Linked DNA regions of Homo sapiens: region 1 is linked to region 2. Evidence: read pairs that join two places in POLR2A ChIA-PET (ENCODE). Cell type or tissue: CD4-positive, alpha-beta T cell. All regions are shown on one strand. Links, peaks and the distances in the headings refer to the core of each region. The heading gives the core; the rest is flanking DNA. Region 1 overlaps FYTTD1 (forty-two-three domain containing 1). Region 2 overlaps RUBCN (rubicon autophagy regulator).

Evidence for each region. ChIA-PET counts read pairs that join two places held together with the same protein. Peaks named below come from ENCODE experiments on the same cell type or tissue, not always from the same donor. Only the 100,000 strongest peaks of a DNase experiment are listed, where the experiment ranks them.
Region 1: POLR2A ChIA-PET joins it to region 2 with 6 read pairs; 3 of 35 experiments call an interaction of 5 or more read pairs at or near these places.

The regions. Positions count from the first base shown.
Region 1 is chr3:197,783,358-197,786,280 of GRCh38, forward strand. It overlaps FYTTD1 (forty-two-three domain containing 1), which reads left to right. Exons shown (of 9, transcript NM_032288.7): 9 at 1-2,923. Among named protein-coding and RNA genes, the nearest start is that of LRCH3, 6.4 kb to the right of the region's middle. In CD4-positive, alpha-beta T cell, for the core only: no CTCF peak of the experiment used is centred there; no DNase peak of the experiment used is centred there; H3K27ac peaks cover 508 bases.
Region 2 is chr3:197,689,402-197,692,324 of GRCh38, forward strand. All of the region lies in intron 11 of RUBCN (rubicon autophagy regulator), which reads right to left. Among named protein-coding and RNA genes, the nearest start is that of MIR922, 16 kb to the left of the region's middle. In CD4-positive, alpha-beta T cell, for the core only: no CTCF peak of the experiment used is centred there; no DNase peak of the experiment used is centred there.

The DNA.
Region 1 (2,923 bases), core at 130-2,629, 94 kb after region 2:
GTTCTTGGCCTGCCCTGCATTGTATACTAGATTTCATTGTTGTCTCTCATGCTTCTTGAGTTGCTTCATGGTTTATGCTCGCCATGGAAAGCTATCAGTAACAGTTTCATGCTTATACCAAAGAATTAAATCTGATCTTTAATATCTGATATTTTCCTGGTACTCGTACTGATAAGGGATTATTGGAAGTCAGTCACAGAATTTGGAAATAAATTCTAGTCTCTCCTTAGCTATTTGATGCTTTTCATATAGGCCAAGAACTCATTGCAAAACATTTTTGCAAGGATGAATGCCTGTATTTGGTCTAGGAACAGTACATTTTAGTCTGATTTAGAATTACTGGTAGCTTATTTTAAAGCAAGGAAAAGCAGCTGAGCTCAAGTTTGCTGTCTTTAGAATGGTTTGTGAAAATATGGTATAAAGGTGTTTTCATTTTCCTGTTCTTACCTATTATTGTATAGAGCTATTCATGCCATTTTTTGGGAAAACTTTAAAAATTGCCCCAAATACTGACATTGAGTGCATTAAATAACAAATTATCTTTGATACATTAAACTTTTATTCTTCATGCATCTGTAATTTAATTTTAAGTATAATGTTTTGCCTTTGGTACAACTAAATTAAAACTCTTGGTGGTCACATATTGTATATAAACAAAACAATATGCTTTGTTGAAGGAAAATTTTCTTTATTGGAATGTGGTTGTAATCCTTGTTCAGTTCTTAAGTTTCGGTTTTTTTTAAAAACAGGATGCAACTTAAACTTTTCTTTGCATCAAGGTATATGCAAAACATTGGTGCCGTGCATCACCAAATGAAAGTTTGTATTTAACGAGGAGGTGCTTTACACTGTACTTTTTGGTGTTTTTTGGAAAAGTTACATTTAGATCTATTCTGAAGCTGTTCATTTTTAACAAATAAAATGTTACAGGTTTCACATGATTTATTCTCAGCTCTAAAGATTGAGTTGTGGTTTTTAGATTGTTCTATGTTACGAAGAACTTTGTAGTGGTTATCTATATTTGTAGTTTTTAGGGTGTGAAACCTTATCTACTAGCAAAATTGGTAAATCACTGTAGACTCTTCTATTAGCATCCCTCTCTCTTTTGATGATTTCATTTGTAGCTCCAACAAATGAATCTAAAAAGAAGAATCCAGGCTGGGCACGGTGGCTCATGCCTGTAATCCCAGAACTTGGGGAGGCCAAGGCGGGCGGATCATGAGGCCAGGAGCAAGACCAGCCTGGCTAACATAGGGAGACTCTATCTTTACTAAAAATACAGACATTAGCTGGTGTGGTGACATGTGCCTGTGGTCCCAGCTACTTGGGAGGCTGAGGCGGGAGAATTGCTTGAATCCAGGAAGCAGAGATTGCAGTGAGCCGAGACCACGCCATTGCACTCCAGCCTGGGTGACAGAGTGACACTCTGTCTTAAAAAAACAAAAAAAAAGAATCCAGTATACTTTGCAATGCAGAATATTGGGTTAGATGAGCCTTTAGAGACTAATCCAGTTTAACCCCTCCTTTTTACACCTTAGTAAAGTGAGTCCTAGTGTTTTCAAGACTTGCATGTGGCAGAGTTATTTTTTGAGCTCAGATCTTCTAATTCTTAATTGATAATAAACTGCTTTGGTGAATTAACACCCACAGAAAATAGTGGAATGGTGTGTGGTTTTCAAATACCTAAGAATTGGTAATAGCCATGCTTTAGCATTTTTAGCATGGTAAGTAAATCTATTCTACCAGTGATGGTTATACTTTATTACTTTGCTATTTGGGTTAGGTAGACCTGTTAGAAAAGTCCAGTGTTCCTAATCAGATATGCATTTTTTAAAAACAGGCATAAACTCTTCACCACAATTTTAATTACAGTCATCCCTCAGTATACACGGAGGATTGGTTCCAGGACCCTTGTATATACCCAACCCTGCGCAATACTGAAGTCCCACATCTGTGTAAACGAAAAGTTGGCCCACTGTGTACATGGATTTTCCATTCCAAGATGTTTTTTTGGTTCAAAACAATTTGCTTATAAGTAGACCCAGGTAATTCAAAGCCATGTTGTTGAAGGGCCAACTGTTTAAGCCAATCGTAAAATACTGTGTCTGAGGAAACAGGCCTCATTGCTCAGCAGTGAGTTTTTATTAGACTAGGTATGTATATCATTATTAATATTTTACTGTAAATAGCTTTGTAATTCACACAAAGTATACGGGCCCAGCAGGCCTCATTGCTCAGCAGTGAGTTTTTATTAGACTAGGTATGTATATCATTATTAATATTTTACTGTAAATAGCTTTGTAATTCACACAAAGTATACGGGCCCAGAATAATTTTTGTTGATTTATTTTTACTATAAGGAGATAAGAGAAAAAATAGCTCACTTGGCAGCACAGAAAATGAATACCATATTGGCAATATTAAAGCAGAAAATAATTCATTTCTGATCAGTAGTGCTTTCAGTTTTCATCAGAATTATTATTATTATTATTATTTTGCCACTGTGAAAAAGCAGTTAAGCATGTAAAACTTCCCTTTAGAGAGGGTTCTTTTTGGATAGATCAATTTGGAACTAGCTTCTTTTTTTTTTTTTTAAATGATACTTCAGTAAACACAGCATTTACAACAAGAATTGTGGACTATGGTGGACCATTAATAGGGATTTAAAGATTTACTTAGAAATTGTAGACTTCTAATATCTTTTATTTCCCTTCTCACCACAGTTTATTTTCTTTTTTCTTTTTCTTTTTTTTTTTTTCTTTTTTTTCTTTTTTTGAGATGGAGTTTCACTCTTGTTGCCCAGGTTGGAGTGCAATGGTGCGATCTCGGCTCACCCCAACCTCCGCCTCCCGGGTTCAAGCAATTCTCCTGCCTCAGCCTCCCAAGTGGCTGGGATTACAGGTGCCCACCACCATGCCCAGTT
Region 2 (2,923 bases), core at 308-2,807:
TTAAAGCCCCCAAAATGGGGAAAGGAAGCATGCTAGAAAGACCAAATCAAGGCCTGCCTGGTGGTGAGTGCAGATTGGACATGCTCTGAGGGAGAAGTGGCTGACACTCAACACATGCCCCCACAGAGGACTGGGACTAAACACACCGGAAACCAGTTAGAAAGGGAGTCAGGATAACTCCTCCTCAGGCAGGGAAGACTCATGTTAGAATCAATGACAGTCGTTCAGGAGTAGGAAAAAAAGGAACCTAATTACTTTTATTTCTCTAATCTTAAAAAAATTAAGTTGATACCATAATATTTGTACATATTGACAGGGCACAAGTGATATTTTGATACATGCATACAATGTGTAATGGTCAAAGCAGGGTATTTAGAATATCCATTGATTGAACATTTATCATTTCTCTGTGTTGGGAATACTTCGAATCTCTTCTAGCTATTTTGAAATACAGAATATGTCAACTACAGCCACGCTACTGTGCTACTGAACACTAGAACTCATCCCTTCTAACTGTATGGTTGAACCCACTAACCAACCTCTCTTTACGCCCCAACCCACCTCCTCCCCAGCCTCTGTAACTATCACTCTCTTCTCTACCTCCATGAGATCAACTTTTTTAGCTCCCACATATGAGTGAGAACACGGGAGCTCCTGTAATATTTGTCTTTATTTCTCTAAATCTTGATCTAATCTTACACAATTATTTCAAATTCTAATGCCCAACAATATTAAAAGTTTTAATAAAAAGTTCTGGGCCTGGCGTGGTGGCTCACTCCTGTAATTCCAACACGTTGGGAGGCCGAGGCAGGCAGATGACGAGGTCACGAGTTTGAGACCAGCCTGGCCAACATGGTGAAACCCTGTCTTTACTAAAAATACAAAAATTAGCCAGGTGTGGTGGCAGCTGCCTGTAGTCCCAGCTACTTGGGAGGCTGAGGCAGGAGAATTGCTTGAAACCGGAAGGCAGAGGTTGCAGTGAGCCGAGATTGCGCCATTGCACTCCAGCATGGGCAACAAGAGCGAAACTCCGTCTCAAAAAAAATACAAAAGTTCTGAGTTTTGTTGTTGTTTTTGTGTTTTAAAGCCATTCTGAGTAGAAAACTGCTACTTTCTTTCAATTAACCTCACCTACAGGAAACCTACTTATTTGGATCACAAAGCAAGAACAAACATCTACAGCAGTAAATCCTACTTGTACACAAAGTACCCAGAAGAGATGGCTTTCTAAAAGTTGGCTCTGCAAATTCAAAGTTCTAAAGAGACAGTAAGCTTCATACCATTCTATCCTACTTTTGCTGTCTGAATGTGTGGCAGGAGCTTAGGTATAGGTTTGAACTAAAATTCTTCATCTAACTATTCCTTTCTAAACTGTCCACTACCTCCATCAGTCACAATGGCCACTAAATCTAAATTTATCACCATAGGGAAGGATCACCAAGGACAAACTTGTGAGGAAGATTGTTGGGGTCACATGAGGAAGAATCAGTGAGTATCTGAATTGTTCCTGGCTTGTTGTTCTGGCTTAGCTCCAGTTTCTTCCAACTAGTTCTCCAGCCCCTACAGTCCTCGTAACCTTGACAGTTATCACATGATTAAGTATATACGAAAGCTGGTGCAACATTCTCACACATGCATCTACAAGCACATCCACGCTTGCAAAGTAGGCTACCTGAGAACATCGAGGCCAGTGACACTGACAGTCCGTTCTTTGATATGTGAGTCAGGTTAGATCCTTCGCTACCATCTGTGTAATAATGATGATAAAAGGGGGCCCTTAGTATTCCAGCAGGAAATAAACTAATATTCTATACCATATGTTCCTGGAATCAAAACTTGCCATTTGCTCCCAAACATGAAATGGCGTTTAGGAACTTGCATCCTTGGGTAGGTGCTCACTCTAGCTTGGAGGAGAGTTACTGCTACTTCCTACGCCAAGCCCAGCCTCAAGGACCTCCTACGACAGTGGTTCTCAGCCACGGGTGATTATGGCAATGACGGAGGCATTTCTGATTGTCTTGATACTGGGGAGGGGTTACCACTGGCATCTAGTAGGTAGAGGCTAGGAATGACACTAAACATCTTACAGTCCACAGCCCAATCCGTCACAGCAAAGAATGATCTGGCCCACGTGTTGGGAAACCCCGGCCTAAGGTCTTTTCCTTTAAGGATTTCTGTTCTGAAACGACTAGAGAATTACTGATTGAACATCTCCTCAGGGCCTACAACCGCAGCAACAGTTTCTAACAGGAGTGTGCTTTGGGCCTCTCTCTCGGCAGGCTCCTTACAGACTGCACAGCTTCCCGGATCCCTGCTTTGCTGCAGGAAACAGATGTGGTAGTCAAGTGGACGGATCTGAATTTACCTCACTATTCTCCTCCTGAAATTCTGACTGCTGATCCTGGGAGTGAGGTCAGACCCTCTTTCTTTTTTTTTAATTAGGAGATGAAGTCAATCACAGACTATGGTATAACAGTAAATAGATATTTTGTCTTTGTCTCCAGTTCCTGGTGAGAATTCCTAAAATTCTTGGAATTTCTTGAATCATTCAAGAAATTATTCAAAATACGCCCCTTTCAATCATACCTGAGTTTATGCTAATGAGGAGACTCCTGGCAGGCCCCTAGATAGACAGCTTCACAATTGGGGCAATTGGGGGCTATCGAAAGAACCAACCACGTCATTAGAGGGTTAGAGCTTTTACTCCCCCATCGCCTCCAGGGAGGGGAGAGGGATCGAAGACTCAGCCCAGTCACCAGTGGCCGATGACTTAATCGATGGTGCCTATATAATGAAACTTCAATAAAAACTTGAACAATGATGTCCAGGCTTCCTGGTTGGCGAACACATCAATGCACCTGGGAGGGTGGTGCCCCAGACACCACGGGGGCAGGACGAGTTCCTGTGCTCGTGATCTCTTCCT